Regions from separate parts of the Homo sapiens genome. Here all the other regions are linked to region 3. Evidence: read pairs that join two places in POLR2A ChIA-PET (ENCODE). Cell type or tissue: OCI-LY7. All regions are shown on one strand. Each heading gives the region's core, and the rest is flanking DNA. Links, peaks and the distances in the headings are about the cores only. Region 1 overlaps AKAP13 (A-kinase anchoring protein 13). Region 2 has its middle 73 kb from the start of MIR7706. Region 3 overlaps AKAP13 (A-kinase anchoring protein 13).

Evidence for each region. ChIA-PET counts read pairs that join two places held together with the same protein. Peaks named below come from ENCODE experiments on the same cell type or tissue, not always from the same donor. Only the 100,000 strongest peaks of a DNase experiment are listed, where the experiment ranks them.
Region 1: POLR2A ChIA-PET joins it to region 3 with 8 read pairs; 13 of 35 experiments call an interaction of 5 or more read pairs at or near these places.
Region 2: POLR2A ChIA-PET joins it to region 3 with 7 read pairs; 5 of 35 experiments call an interaction of 5 or more read pairs at or near these places.

What each region holds. Positions count from the first base shown.
Region 1 is chr15:85,385,241-85,390,719 of GRCh38, reverse strand. The region is part of intron 1 of AKAP13 (A-kinase anchoring protein 13); the gene reads right to left. It also overlaps the pseudogene RNU7-79P. Among named protein-coding and RNA genes, the nearest start is that of AKAP13, 7.4 kb to the right of the region's middle. In OCI-LY7, for the core only: no CTCF peak of the experiment used is centred there; DNase peaks (open chromatin) are centred at 1,594 and 2,569; H3K4me3 peaks cover 3,046 bases; H3K27ac peaks cover 4,977 bases.
Region 2 is chr15:85,304,786-85,310,264 of GRCh38, reverse strand. No RefSeq gene overlaps it. Among named protein-coding and RNA genes, the nearest start is that of MIR7706, 73 kb to the left of the region's middle. In OCI-LY7, for the core only: no CTCF peak of the experiment used is centred there; a DNase peak (open chromatin) is centred at 3,114.
Region 3 is chr15:85,438,616-85,444,094 of GRCh38, reverse strand. The region is part of intron 1 of AKAP13 (A-kinase anchoring protein 13); the gene reads right to left. Among named protein-coding and RNA genes, the nearest start is that of AKAP13, 61 kb to the right of the region's middle. RefSeq lists an enhancer at 3,152-3,341. In OCI-LY7, for the core only: no CTCF peak of the experiment used is centred there; DNase peaks (open chromatin) are centred at 384, 854 and 3,397; H3K4me3 peaks cover 2,132 bases; H3K27ac peaks cover 3,446 bases.

The sequences.
Region 1 (5,479 bases), core at 211-5,210, 53 kb after region 3:
GCTTCTCACCACTTTCGCTGCTACCACCCTAATCCAAGCCACCATCTTCTCTAGCCTGAACGACTGCAAATCTCTTAACTAGTCTCTCCGTTTCCACTACTGCTCCCTATGCCAAGAGTAAAGTTTTTAAAGCCTAAATCAACCTTGTCATGCCTTGCTCAAATCCTTCAGCTGTTTCCCACCATACCTAAGAGCCTATTTGATCTGGTCTCTGGCTACACATACAAACCTTATCTCCTCACGCTCTTTCTCACCCATTCCAGCCACACCAGGCTCCCTGTTCATTCTCCCATCTCAGGTCCTTTGCACTTGATGTTCCTTCCATACTTCCTCTGAATCTTCATGTGACTTGCTCCCTTGACTTTCTTCAGGTCTGTTCAAATCTCACCTCCTCAGTAAGGCCTTGTCTGACCTCCCCAATCTCTGCTAATACTCTTCATATCCTTCCTAGAATCATCACCACCAGACATGACTGCAATTGTTTGTTCACTCGTTTATTTTCTACTTCCCTCAATAGGATATAGATTAACGGCAGCAACTACAGATGTCACTGAATTCCCATTACCTAGAACCGTGCCTGACAAACAAAAGATACTTGAAAAAATTAACAAACAACCCTACAAGGTATGTCATATAACCATTTGCCAAGAGAAAAGAGAAGATTAGATTTCAGAGACAAATAACTTACCTAAAGCTGCATAGTAAATAAATAGCAAATGCACCTGAAAGAGCCAGCACTCTACCCACTGACTCACTACAACTTGCGACATAAAGCATATATGCTAAGAAACAAAAACGCAAAAGCAAGCATTTCTACATGAAAACACCAGATCACAAGTGTTACAGATCTTTTAGAATCTGTCTAGCAGGTTTTCTGCTTTTCACTGGAAGACTCCCCCACGGGGGGACAGAAAATAATAGATTATAGTGATCCTTCTCTTTCTGTTCATCACCATAGCAATTCATTTCTTTGATTAATCTTAGGTATGTACCATGTGCCTCTTCAACTAAAAGATACCTACATTGTTTTGTATTTCCCACAAAGCAATGGCTGAGCTACTGTCAGAAGATAGTCAACAAATACTTCTTTGTTATTTATACCCCCAAAGATTTTGAGAATCCTGTAATGAAATTTTAAGAACCACCAACAAAGCATACTCACCCAAAGGACTTCAGCTGCTAACCATGACGGAGTAACTGGATCCAGATTTATCCTGGCATCCTCCCTAACTACTAGAAAAGTGGACAAAATGCATGAGGCAGCATCCTTTAGAGCCTGAACAACAGGTAGCACAGAACTGCAGTCCCAAAGAGAAGGGAACAAATGAGATAAGCCCTAAAATCGCCCCAGCTTTCTGGCTGGAGGTACCTTCTAGACCATGGTGCAATGAGGAGGATCAAGCACAACATGACAGCCTTGTCAAGTTTAGAAAACAAACATAGCTTGGGAAGGCTAAGGAGTTTGAAAATTGCAGAGTACGAGAGAAGAGGAGGGAGCTGTATGAAAAAGGAGCTCCAGAAATCAGCATAGAGGCCCCATGAGTCTCACACCCAGTAGTAAGCCAAGCATGCATATTGTAAAAATACATGAGGGCACGCAAAGAATCACCCAGGAACTGTAAGCTAAATGATCTCCAAAGTTCACACAGGGCTGGGAGACATTTGTGTTCTCAACTGCCAGAATAGAGTCCTCAAGGAGAGCCCAATTCTTCAATGAAAACTACAGGAGCTTCATGCCTTAGTAATGGGGTGTAACAAGCAACTTACACACATAAGTTTGGCAACTTAACTTGCCAAAACAAAGTATGATACTCTTTAAAGCAATGGTTCTTGTGTTTGAAATAACTTTACCCCCAAGGAGACATCTGACATTTAACAGATAAGGACTCAACAACTATCATGAATATTATACATATGATCAAGAACCTATTTTTAAAATGAACATAACGGGAAACAAATGGAAGAAATAAAAAAAGATTCAGTAGCAAATGGAACCCAAAGACATGTAAAAAATAATACATCACGACTAAATGAGTATTATCACAAGAATGCAAAGCTATTTCAACGTATTACACCAGACTAAAGAAGAAAAAACATATGATTATGTCAATAAATACAGAAAAACCTTTGACAACATTCAATATCTATTCATGATAAAAACTCTCAGCAAACTAAACATAGAAGACAATTTCCTCAACTTGATAAAAGACATCTACAAAAACAAACACCTATGGCTACCATCATATTAATGGTCAAACACTCAGTGTTTTCCCCTCTAACATCAGGAAAAAGGAAAGGATGTCCACTTGTAAAACTCCTATTACACATTACACTGAGGGTCCTAGATAGTTCAGCAAAGTAACAAAAAGAAATCACGCCCAGCGCTGTAGCTCACGCCTGTAATCCTAGCACTTTGGGAGGCTGAGGCTGGCGGATCACTTGTGGTCAGGAGTTTGAGACCAGCCTGGCCAACATGGTGAAACCCAGTCTCCACTTAAAAAAAAAAAAATACAAAAATTAGCCGGGCATGACAACATGCACCTGTAATCCCAGCTACTTAGGAGGCTGAGGCACGAGAATCACTTGAACCTGGGGGGCCACAGGTTGCAGTGAGCTGAGATCGCACCACTGCACTCCAGCCTGGGTGACAGAGCGAGTCTCTATCTCAAAAAAAAAAAAAGGAAATGAAAGTATACAAAGTGAAAACGAAGAAATCAAACTGCCCTTATTTGCCAATGACAATAATGTCTATGCAGAAAATTCCAAAAATCTACAAAAAAAGCTTCTATTACTAAAAATGAGTTTAGCAAGGGTGTAGGATCCAAGGTCAGCAAATAATATAAAATGATCTTTCTATATACCAGCAATGAGCAACTGGAAATTGAGAAGTATCATTCACAACAACACCAGAATACATGAAATACATGTATAAGATTACAAAACACATGCAAGATCCAATTGCTAAAAACTACAAAACACTAATCAAAAATCTAAGGTCTAAATAGATATACCATGTTCATGGCTCATTATTAAAATGTCAATTGCCCCCTAACTGATTTCCAGCTTCAACACAATGCCAATCAAAAACCACAGCAGGCTGGGCATGGTGGGTCATGCCTGTAATCCCTACACTTTGGGAGGCCACAGTGGGAGGATCACTTCATCCCGGGAGTTTGAGGCCAGCCTGGGCAACATAGAGAGACTCTGTCTCTACAAAAATAAAAAAATTAGCCAGGTAGTGCATGACTGTGATCCCAACTACTTGGGAGGCTGACGTGGGAGAATCGCTTGGGCCCAGGAGATCAAGGCTGCAGTGAGTGGTTATCCTACCACTGCATTCCACACTGGACAACTGAGTGAGACCCTATCTTTTTTTGTTTTTTTAAGACGGACTCTCGTTCTATCACCCAGGCTGGAGTAAAGTGGCGCAATGTCGGCTCACTGTAACCTCCATCTCCCGGGCTAAAGCAATTCTCCTGTCTCAGCCTCCCAAGTAGCTGGGATTACAGGCGCCCACCACCACGCCCAGCTATTTTTTGTATTTTTTAGTAGAGACGGGGTTTTGCCATGTCAGCCAGGCTGGTCTCGAACTCCTGATCTCAGGTGATCCACCCGCCTCAGCCTCCAAAGTGCTAGGATTACAGGCGTGAGCCACCACACCCGGCTGAGACCTCATCTTAAAAAAGAAAAAAAAGAAAAAGAAAAACCCAGCAGGACTTGTGGATAACAGCAAGATGAATCTAAAATATGCACAAAAGGCAATGCAACTAAAATACCCAAAAAACAATTCTGAAAAATAATAAGATAACTCACACTACCTGATTTTAAAACTTACTCTAAGGTGACAGTAATCAACAGTGAGGTGATAGAGAAATGAAAGACACAGATCAATGGAATAGGAGAGAGAATCCAGAAACAAAACCACACATTTATGATCAACTTGCAAAAAAAAAAAGGCACAAAGGTAATCAACAGAGAAAGGACAGTCTTTTCAAAAACTGTTGCTGGAAAAATTGTAAATCCATCCACAAAAAAATAAACTCAATGCATACCTTGCACCATTTAGGAAAATTAAATCAAAGCAGATAATAAATGTAAATATAAAATTTTAAATGATAAAACTTCTAGGCGAGCCGGGCACAATAGCTCACGCCTGTAATCCCAGCACTTTGGGAGGCTGCGGTGGGTGGCTCACTTGAGGTCAGGAGTTCAGACCACCCTGGTCAACATGGTGAAACCCCATCACTAGTAAAAATACAAAAATTAGGCATGGTGGTGGGTGCCTGTAATCCCAGCTACTCAGGAGGCTGAGGCAGGAGAATCACTTGAACCCGGGAGGCGGAGATTCCAGTGAACAAGATCTCACTCACGCCAGCCTGGATGACAGAGTGAGACTCCATCTCTAAAAAAAAAAATAATAACTTGTAGGAGGAAATATAGGGGAAAGTCTTTGAGCTCTTAAGTTAGGCAAAGATTTCTAAACTATTATACCAAAAGCATGATCCACTCAGGGAAAAAACAAAAAAACAAAAAAACACTGGATATCATAAAAATTAAGAACTTCTGCTCTTCAAAAGACATTATTAAGACAAGAAGGCCAGACACAGTGGCTCGCGCCTGTAATCCCAGCACTTTGGGAGGCCGAGGCAGGCAGATCACTTGAGGTTAGGAGTTCAAGATCAGCCTGGCCAACATGGAAAAGCCCCATCTCTACTAAAATACAAAAATTAGCTGGGTGTGGTGGTGTGTGCCTGTAATCCCAGCTACTCGGGAGGTTAAGGCAGGAGAATCACTTGAACCCAGGAGGCAGACGTTGCAGTGAGCCAAGATCTCACCACTGTACTCCAGCCTAGGTGACAGAGCCAAACTCCATCTCGAAACAAACAAACAAAAAAAGACATTATTAAGACAAGTAAAAACAGACTAGGAGAAAATATCTGCAAATCATGTATTTGATTCCAAAGTATATACAAAAACTCATTTTTTAAGCAAAAGATTTTGAATTGACATCAAAGAATGACAAATAATCAGATGAAAAGATACTTAATATCATTAGTCATTGGGCAAATGAATAAAAAGGCTACATTCCGTGTGATTCCATTTTTACAACATTCTTGAAAAGGCAAAAAACCATGGAGACAGAAAACAGATCAGCAATTTCCAGAGTCTGGGGGTAGAGAACCGGTTGAGTACAAAAGGGCTCAGAAGAATTCTGGAGGATGAAGGGACTGTCCTGTTTGCAGCAGTGGATATATGAATGTATACACCTGTCAAAACTCAGAGAATGTTACACTAAAATGGCGGAATTTTAGTGAATGTAAACTATACATATGAATAATTAAAGAATGAAAAAATAGAGACTAAAGAGACATAATGATGTGCTGAGTGAACTTTAATTTTACTCTGTCCAAAATTTTTCTTAATCAACTATAAAAGATATTTGGGAGACAAATAGAGAAAGTTGAATAGGTATTGAATA
Region 2 (5,479 bases), core at 97-5,096, 130 kb after region 3:
AGCTGTTGTAAAAGAGATTGAGTTCTGGATTTGATTCTTAGCTTGGCCATTGTTGGTGTATAACAGCGCTACTGATTTGTGTACACTGATTTGGTAATCTGGGACTTTACTGAATTAATTTATCAAATCTAGGAGTCTTTTGGAGAAGTCTTTAGGGCTTTCTAGGTATATGATAATACCATCAGTGAACAGTTATAGTTTGAGTTCCTCTTTTCCAATTTGGTTGCCCTATATTTCTTCCTCCTGTCTGATTGCTCTGGCCAGGACTTCCAGTAATATATTGAATAGAAGTGGTGAAAGTGGGCATCCTTGTCTTGTTCCAGCTCTCAGGGGGAATGCTTTCAACCTTTTCTTATTCAATATGGTTTTGGCTGTGGATTTGTCATATATGGTTTTTATTAATTTGGGTACTTTATTAACTTGAAAATTTATTAAGTACTTTCTATGCCTAGTTTGTTGAGGGTTTTTTAAATCATAAAGTGATGCTGAATTTTATCAAATCCTTTCTCTGCATCTACTGAGATGATAATATAGTTTTTGTTTTTAATTCTATTTATGTGATGTATTACATTTATTGACTTGCATATGTTAAACCATCCCTGCACCCCTGGGATGAAACCAACTTGATTACAGTGTGTTGTCTTTTTGATGTGCTGTTGGATTTGGTTAGCTAGTGTTTTATTGAGGTTTTTGCATGTGTATTCATCAGGAATATTGGTCTGGAGTTTTCTTTTTTTTGTTATGTCCTTTCTTGGTTTTGGTATCAGGGTGATACTAGCTTCATAGAATGATTTAAAGAGGATTCCCTCTTTCTCATTCTTTTGGAATAGTTTCAGTAGTATTAGTACCAACTCTTCCTTGAATGTCTGGTAGAATTCAGCTATGAATCCATCTGGCCCTGGAATTTTTTTTTTGTTGGCATTTTAAAAAACGTACTGATTCAATCTCATTGCTTGTTAGTGGTCTGTTCAGGGTTTCTGTTTCTTCCTGATCTAATCTAGGAGGGTTGTATGCTTCCAGGAATGTATCCATTTCCTCTAGGTTTTCTGTTTTGTGTGCATAGAGGTGTTCAGAGTAGTCTCCAATAACATTTTGTATTTCTGTAGTGTTGGTTGTATGTCTCCGGTTTCATTTCTAATTGAGCCTATTTGAATCTTCTCTCTTCTTTTCTTGGTTAATCTAGCTAATGGTCTATCAGTTTTGTTTATCTTTTCAAAGAATCAGCTTTTTGTTTCATTGATCTTTTGTATTTTTTTGGTTTCAATTTCATTTAGTTCTGCTCTCATCTTTGTTATTTCTTTTCTTCTTCTTCTTCTTCTTCTTCTTCTTCTTCTTCTTCTTCTTCTTCTTCCTCCTCCTCTTCTTCTTCTTCTTCTTGTTTTCTTCTTCTTCATTTTTTGAGACAGAGTCTTACTCTGTCATTCAGGCTGCCGTGCAGTGGCATGGTCTTGGTTCACTGCAACCTCCACTTCCTGGGTTCAAGTGATTCTCGTGCCTCAGCCTCCTGAGTAGCTAGGATTATAGGCACTCATCATCATGCCTGGCTAATTTTTGTATTTTTAGTAGATATGGGATTTCACCATGTTGGCCAGGCTGGTCTCGAACTCCTGACTTCAAGTGACCTGCTGTCCTCGGCCTCCCCAGAGTTCTGGGATTACAGGTGTGAGCCACTGTGTCCAGCCTAACTGTGTTTTTTTTAAATTTCTTTTCCCCCCCTTAAGGATGTGACTTAAATGTTTATAGTTTATTGTAACCTAATTCAGGAGTGAAGGCTTTGTATGCTTTCAGGGGTGCTTTCAGGGGTGAAGGCTCTGTATGAGTTCCTTGGTTGTAGAGTCTTTGGATGATGGCTTATTCAGATGCTGGTTGTAGTAGCACTGTGCTCAGTGCGTGAGCAAGTTCACTGTCTCCCATAGGATTGGAATGACAGAGGTCTCTTGAAGCTTATCTCATTCCCCCATATTATGCACTTCTTTATTTATTTGTCCCCAAGTATTTTATTTACTGGGTTGAATAGTCCAGGCTTCAGACCAAAAGGGGAGCTAGGCCATGGGTGAAAACCAGCTGTGGCTAAAGCAGGTGGGTAAATGCAATAACCAATGATGGACAGAGGTCCCTGCCTTGACAGAGATGGCTGGGGGAACTCTCAGTGAAGCATGCTGAGGTCTTATCAGAAGGAAGGACTGGAGCCACCTCAGCTCTTCTGCCAGGCCAGCAGGAGAGCGATCCACCTCCCAGACAAACTCTTGATCCAGTGTTCTGGCTATTTAGAGCAGATAAGCACCTCTACTCATCTGCAGGAATGTTGATGTTCCAAGCAGAGAGGAATTGTGACTCTGTCTCTTGTGCAAGCCTGCACCTGGAGGGTGCTCCTCCAGTAGGGATGCAGTCACCCTGAAGTGTTCCAGAGAGGCTGTCTAGAGGTGCACCCACACTGAGTTCCCATGGGAAAAGCCCCAGCTGTGTTTGCAGTGGTGAATGAGGTAGAAAAGAAATCCCCCTCTCCAAGGCCCTTCACAAACACCAACACTGCCTGACTTGTCGGGGGAGAGCTACAGATTTTCCCTGCTGATCCCACCACTGCAATTGTGCCTCTGCTGAAGGAAACTTCCCACCAGCAGAAAGACCCGAGACTCAAGGCTTGCCACCTGGGTTCTTTTGTCCCACAGGGTGTTCCCTTGATGGGGTGCATTCCCCCTTCCTTTAGGAGTGGGAGGCCCTGAGAGCCAGACTACTGTGAATGCTGTTACTCCTCTGAGTCTAGCCACCCAATGCGGCTGCCACACTGTAGCCTGGTACTAGGGAATATCTGCAAGGGATCCAGATTTATGACCTGCTCTCAAGTCTCCCAGTAGCAGGTACCAGCACCAGCTCTAACAGGAGTGGCAGGGGAGTGACATAGACTCAGAGATTCCTTGGTTATAGAAAGTCTTCGTGTATTGGCTTCCTCAAATGCCCATTTGGGTAGTAATAAGTAGGTCACATGGGCAGATTCAGGACCTCCTGGTTAGCCAGAGTGGTGCAGGCAATGGTGATGGCTGGGTTCACACACAAGTTTTCTCCTTCCTGGGCACAGTGTTATTCTACCTGCAGATGCTGTAATGGACGGTGTGAGTTGGCCTCCAGCCAGGAAGTGATGCTTGCCAAAGAGCACCAGCTATAGCAGAAGTGATGGGATTTGTGCTTGCCTTATGCTACCCAGGGCTGGTACTTTGGATAATCAGGCAAGGGGTGGGGCCATAAAGCTCTGAAAAGTTTCTGTTTTTTGTGCTCCTAAAAGTTTCTGTCTTTCGTGTTAAGCTACCAGGGCAGGTGGTGGGCAAAGCAGGTGGGGGCTGGGTCAGGCAGGTCCATGTTTTGACTCTTCACATGTGGTGCTAGCAGTGGCCCCTGTGGGAGTTGTGGAGGTGGTTCTTTGGCCATTGGGATCATGTTCCAGAGAGGAGCATAACTGCATCTGCTGCATAGAAGAGTTCACGTAGGGAGTGGGGAGTAACAGGCAGCAGTAAGCCCCACCCAGCTCCCGTGCACTTGGCAAGGCAGATCTCTTACCTGCAGTATTCTGCTAGCAGCAGCCAGCTAAGTTCCTGGCCATCTATGCTTAGAACTCAAAACTTCCTTGGGCCATAAGCCTTCCCCTGTGGAGACAAGAACCATGGCTTTCAGGCCATGCCCCTGCCAGTCTGCCTGCACAGCCGGGGCACCCGGCTCATTTGCTCATGCCTGCAGCACACTTCCCATTCGCTCCCGGGTTCTGGCCAAGGGAGTTCTTCCCCACTCGAGGTTATATCGTGAAATTCAGTTGGGAGCTTCTTTTAATTAACTCAGGCAATGGCTGCTGCCTGAGTAAGTTGGCAGACTTTTGTGAGGTCTCCTGTGTGGCAGAATAAGGAATGGCTTCCCTTGGTCGATGCTGGAGACTGGGAGTGCATGCAGAGTTCTTCCTGCTGCCGTTTGTGCTTTAATATTCCTCTCCACTCTCAAAATCAGTTCCAGTGTTGGTTAAGGCCTTTCCCTGTGGCCTAGATTACCAGGTTCCCTGGTGGGGGTGTATACCCTGGAGGCAGTCACTTCCCCTCTCACATTCTGGGGACTTACAGTTTTTTTTTTTGTTGTTGTTGTTGTTTTGTTTTGTTTTTAACCTGGCTGGTGCCATAGGCTGCAGCCTGCTACTTTAAAAAAATAATCTGTGGGCCAGGTGTGGTGGCTTATGCCTGTAATCCCAGCACTTTGGGAGCCCAAGGCAGGTGGATCACTTGAGGTCAGGAATTTGAGACCAGCCTGGGCAACATGGTGAAACCCCGTCTCTACTAAAAATACAAAAATTAACTGGTGGTGATGCATGTCTGTAGTCCCAGCCACTCGGAAGGCTGAGGCAGGAGAATTGCTTGAACCCGGGAGGCGGAGTTGCAGTGAACTGAGATTGTGCCACTCCACTCCAGCCTGGGTGACAGAGTGAGACTCCATCTCAGACAAATAAAATAAAAATAATCTGTGGATTTTAGTTTTCCTGTTTAGTTCCTGCAGTGTTCCTTGGGAATAAAGTCACAGGGTGAATATATACAGGCTATTTTGTCTTTCCAAGTGGGAGTGACATGTGAACACTACCTCCAATCTGTCATCTTGGAGAATAAAAGCAATCCTAAAGACTACCTAGATGTTGAGACTATCTGGGAACTTAAAATAACTATGATTAATATGTTAAAGGCTCCATTGGAAAATGGAAACAACATGTATGAATAGACGGATTTCAGTAGAGAGATAAAATATATGAAAGAGTCAAATTTAATTGATAGAAATAAAAAACAAGGTAACAGATATGAATTATGTCAATGAGCAGTTCAGGAGACTTTACATTGCTGAGGAAAGAATATATGAACCTGAAGACAGGTCGTTAAAAATTATGCAAACCAAAACCCAAAGAGAAAAAAAAGTAAAAACCCCAGAGCACCCAAAAGCTGTGAGACAATATCGAATGGTCTAACATAAGTGTAATTAGAGTACCAGAAGAAGAAGAGAGAAACAGTGAGGTAGGAGACATAAACTATATTACTCACCCCATTTTTTCTTCTTAAAGCTAACCACTTATCCTAAAGTGAGTGTGTATTACTTCCATCCTGTTTTAATACTTTTTAGTATAGCTAAATGTACCACCAAATATGTGTATATGTTCAGACCTGAATGGATTTGAAACAATGGAGTTGCTTTTGTTTTTAAATGTATATAAATGGCATCATGTATCGTTTTTGTAATTTACTTTTTTAAATTAAAAATGAACATTCATTAAGTTTTACTGGATAGTATCCCATTATATAGTTTACTTATTCCCCAAATGATAGAAAAACTGGTTTATTTTAGTTTTTACTATTATAAAATTATATATATAATATAATAATACATAATATATTATTATATATATAATATAATAATATATAATATATTATTATATATATAATATAATAATATATAATATATTATT
Region 3 (5,479 bases), core at 300-5,299:
ACCTCCCTTTGTACTCATTATAGCCCCAAGCCTTAGCCCGAATCACTAGGATAAAAATTCCTGCCAGCAGATGTCAATCAGGGGAAAGGCCCTGAATTCCTGTACAAACATATCAACCACCTTTCTGTTTTCAAAAAGGTTACTATGGCAACAAAATAAACAACAGATTAGAATAAGCTATGCCATTTGATGAAGTGAGCACATCAATGGCAAGTTCTGGCAGTCAAGTAGCCTTGACAGTCATAAATACCTCCTAAATGAAGAAGGAAAAATCAGGCTCCAGAATCACAAATACCCTACACACACACACACACACACACACTTTTTTTTTTTTACATGAAACCAGTGCTTTTTACCCACTGACACAAATGCAAATACAGTCATGTACCACAAAATGACTTTCCAGTCAACCACGAACCGCATATAAGACAGCAGTCGGTCACATAAGATTATAATGCTGTATTTATACTGTACCTTTTCTATGTTTAGATATAGATACTTACCATTGTGTTACAACTGCAAATACTCTGTGCCCATATCGCCAGAAATTTATTTCATGGTTCTACTAACAAAAACAAATAATAATAATAAGGAATGCTGATACACCACAGAAGGATCCTTGCTGAGTAGGTAGTTCATTTTACAGATGAAGAAAGTGAGTGGACTTGCCTGGGAATCCACAGCTAGTAATTAGTTAATACTTAAGAAAGTAAAATTGATGATGAAATCAATCCAATTCAAGAAATGTTCCCTATTAAAACTCTAAGCTCTCTCACTTTATCTTTTTATTCAGCTAATAAACACCAAAGCTAAAACAGGGCCTCAGAGTTGAAAGCACAATACAGAAAGGAGAAGAGAAACAAGTCTTAATTTGAGTAGGACATAAGGGGATCTTGGGACTTCTAAATCTGATAGAAAATAAAAGGAAGACCACAGAAGCCAGAAAACTGTGTTGGGGGGTGGGGGGAGAACTATCTTTCTTAAACCATGAAATAAGACACAGGTTAACAATTTTAACTGAATGATACTTAAGTTTTCCCCAACTTTTCAAACCTACCACATACTAGCTGAGTGACACTGGGCAAATTATTTAACCCAAGCCTAAAAAAAGCAGGGAGTTAGGGAGGATGAAGAGAGGAAACAAATTTTTCATGCTATTTTAATGTAATTTTAATGCTTCACAGAGCTTTCTGGGATACAAGGCCTAGCTCACAATAGATGCTCATCAAATGTGAGTTCCCATCCTTTTCCCTTCTCAAGAGAAATATTTTTTAAAAGGCCTGAATCCTTCAGTAGATCCAAAAATTATTCCAAGAAACTAAGTGGTCCAGAGTCCCTATTTCAATTGCACAAAATTAAAAGTGTTGCTGAGCCAAAATCAGGATGGCAATGATAGGGGAAGAAAGTTTTTTCTTCATACTTGTGGTAATTTCCAAACGTTTCTGTAATAAACATGTTTTAGTTTTATAGTTAGAAACAACTATTTGGAAAAAGAAAATAAAATGTTTTAAGAAGAGTTTCATCATTCTCATGCTAGAAATAAATATATATATAATATATATTATATATAATATAATATATATTATATATAATATAATATATATTATATATATTATATAATATATATTATGTATATTATATATGTATATTTTATATTATATATATATATATTTTTTTTTTTTTTTGAGACAGAATCTTGCTCTATCACCCAGGCTGGAGTGCAGTGGCACGATCTCGGCTCACTGCAACCTCCGCCTCCTGGGTTCAAGCAATTCTCCTGCCTCAGCCTCCTGAGTAGCTGGGATTACAGGCACCTGCCACCATGCCCAGCTAATTTTTGTATTTTTAGTAGAGACGGGGTTTCACCATGCTGGCCAGGCTGGTCTCGAACTCCTGACCTCGTGATCCGCCCACCTCAGCCTCCCAAAGCGCTGGGATTACAGGCATGAGCCACCGCGCCCAGCCTAAAAATATTTTTAACAAATGTTCTGTCCAATAGCTTGTACTATCCTAGGCTTACCCAGCCCTAACTGTGCAAAATAAGATTTCATAATCATCCCTAGGGAGAGGATAACAGAGTCACCTTCTTAACTAAAGCCAAATTGACCAGAACTCTATTCGTTGTTCCCAAAGACTGTGAATATCTTCTTAAAGGGCAGAATAAAGCAAAGTGAACTATGATAGAAAAGCTCCCTACAATAAGGCCAAGACCCAAGACAAACTCCTTTCCTCCCTCTTCTCCCAATTCAGTCAGAAAATGAAGGCGTGTGTTCACAGCATATGTAAGACTATTTACTGCAGTAATACAGTTTAACAGAAAAAAAAAACTTTTAAGAGACTTGTCAATAAATGGCACCAGAACAAGCAAATATCCACATGCAAAAAATGAACTTATACCCTAGCTTACACCATACACAAAAATAAACCCAAATATGGATCACAGATACAAACTTACAAAATAAACTATGAAATATCTACAAGAAAACATAAGAGAAAATCTTTGTGATCTTGGCTAAGGCAAAGATCCCTTAGATATATGACAACAAATGTATGATCCATAAAAGAAAACATGATACACTAGATTTCATCAAAATTAAAAACTTTTCCTCTTCAAAAGACACCATCAAGAAAATTAAAAGACAAGACTCTACGTCAGAGACTAGGAAAAAATATTTACCAATTATATAAACTAATAAAGGGCCTATATCCAGGATATATAAAGAACTCTTATAACTCAATACAAAAACAGTAAATTTTTTTAATAGGCAAAAGGTTTGAACAGACACTTGACCAAAGAAAATAAACAAATGGCAAATATGAACAGTAAAAAAAAGCTTAACATTATTGGTCATTATCAATACACACCCACCAGAACGGCCATTAAAAAAAAGATTAAAAATACCAAGTATTGGCAAAATGTGTGGAAAACTGAAGCCCTCATATATTGCTGGAGGAACTGTAAAATGTATAGCCACTTTGGAAAACAGTGTTACCCAGCAATTCCACTCCTAGGTATCTACATATGTGAAAACATAATTACAAAAAAGACCTCAAGTGAACAGAAATGTGTAAACCTTCGAATGACACCAATGACATCAGTTTGTTTTGTTTTGTTTTTTTAGAGTTTCTCTTGCTTTCAAACCGTGGGCTCTTATAACTGCTATATCAGTCCCTACAGTGAAATCTACTTGCACTATTTAAGCCACTGCAGAATTTTTTTAAAAATTTCCACCACACTAAGCCATTCCCAAAATTAATCCTTGGCTTCTAAATGGTCATCATTACCTTGGTAGAGGTGAGAAAAAAGAGGCAGAAGTAAACTTCTTCAAACTGCATATATGACAAGAGTAACTGGATGGCTCTGAGAAAGCAGCTTTCATAGCAAAAAGGAAAGTGTGTAAGAGAACTTGATGCAACGCCCTGTTGACAACTTTGTCACTGTTTAGATACTCCCCTCCCTTTTAGGTACCTGAATGACCTCAGGTGAAAACTGATTTTGAAAAGAGTCATCTATGCAAATCCTAGACAGAACATTTTTTACTGATGAATATAGAAAGAAGAAAGCTCCTTTATCTATTTGACAAGCTCTTTTTCATCGGCCTGTTTAAGATTTTGCATCAGCTCTTCAGTATCAAAGTCAAGATCCTCCCAGATAAAATCCATGAATTTACAATACAGTCAGTAAGTTACAATAACAGCAGCATTTCAGAACACATGAATAAATTCCAGGAAAAGGGAAATTTAAATTAAGAAAAAGTTTTCATCTATAAAACAGAAATATGCCTGACAGAAACAGAGCTATAAAGTTGTGTGAACAAGTCTATAACAAGTAAGCTAGCTGAGGACCTGCTAGTCATGGTCAAAAGAAAAGGCAAAGGGAGGAGATGACCATTGTGTGTGCTTAGAGGAAGGGAAGGGCAGAGACATTCTGACTGGTTCTTCTATATGAACAAACTGGTTCAGCTAAAGTAATTGCTAAATACATAAAGGGTGGGCACAGAACACTGCCAACACTGAAAGCTTTGTTAGGTGTTCTTTTTCCTTTACAGTAATTTCCAAATGCTTCCTTAACTTTTCAGTGACAACCTGGTTTTTATTTATTATTATTATTATTATTATTTTTTATTATACTTTAAGTTTTAGGGTACATGTGCATATTGTGCAGGTTAGTTACATATGTATACATGTGCCATGCTCGTGCGCTGCACCCACTAACTCGTCATCTAGCATTAGGTATATCTCCTAATGCTATCCCTCCCCCCTCCCCCCACCCCACCACAGTCCCCAGAGTGTGATATTCCCCTTCCTGGGTCCATGTGATCTCACTGTTCAATTCCCACCTATGAGTGAGAATATGCGGTGTTTGGTTTTTTGTTCTTGCGATAGTTTACTGAGAATGATGATTTCCAATTTCATCCATGTCCCTACAAAGGACATGAACTCATCATTTTTTATGGCTGCATAGTATTCCATGGTGTATATGTGCCACATTTTCTTAATCCAGTCTATCATTGTTGGACATTTGGGTTGGTTCCAAGTCTTTGCTATTGTGAATAATGCCGCAATAAACATACGTGTGCATGTGTCTTTACAGCAGCATGATTTATAGTCATTTGGGTATATACCCAGTAATGGGATGGCTGGGTCAAATGGTATTTCTAGTTCTAGATCCTTGAGGAATCGCCACACTGACATCCACAATGGTTGAACTAGTTTACAGTCCCACCAACAGTGTAAAAGTGTTCCTATTTCTCCACATCCTCTCCAGCACCTGTTGTTTCCTGACTTTTTAATGATTGCCATTCTAACTGGTGTGAGATGGTATCTCATTGTGGTTTTGATTTGCATTTCTCTGATGGCCAGTGATGATGAGCATTTTTTCATGTGTTTTTTGGCTGCATAAATGTCTTCTTTTGAGAAGTGTCTGTTCATGTCCTTCGCCCACTTTTTGATGGAGCTGTTTATTTTTTTTCTTGTAAATTTGTTTGAGTTCATTGTAGATTCTGGATATTAGCCCTTTGTCAGATGAGTAGGTTGCGAAAATTTTCTCCCATTTTGTAGGTTGCCTGTTCACTCTGATGGTAGTTTCTTTTGCTGTGCAGAAGCTCTTTAGTTTAATTAGATCCCATTTGTCAATTTTGGCTTTTGTTGCCATTGCTTTTGGTGTTTTGGACATGAAGTCCTTGCCCATGCCTATGTCCTGAATGGTAATGCCTAGGTTTTCTTCTAGGGTTTTTATGGTTTTAGGTCTAACGTTTAAATCTTTAATCCATCTTGAATTGATTTTTGTATAAGGTGTAAGGAAGGGATTCAATTTCAGCTTTCTACATATGGCTAGCCAGTTTTCCCAGCACCATTTATTAAATAGGGAATCCTTTCCCCATTGCTTGTTTTTCTCAGGTTTGTCAAAGATCAGATAGTTGTATATATGCGGCGTTATTTCTGAGGGCTCTGTTCTGTTCCATTGATCTATATCTCT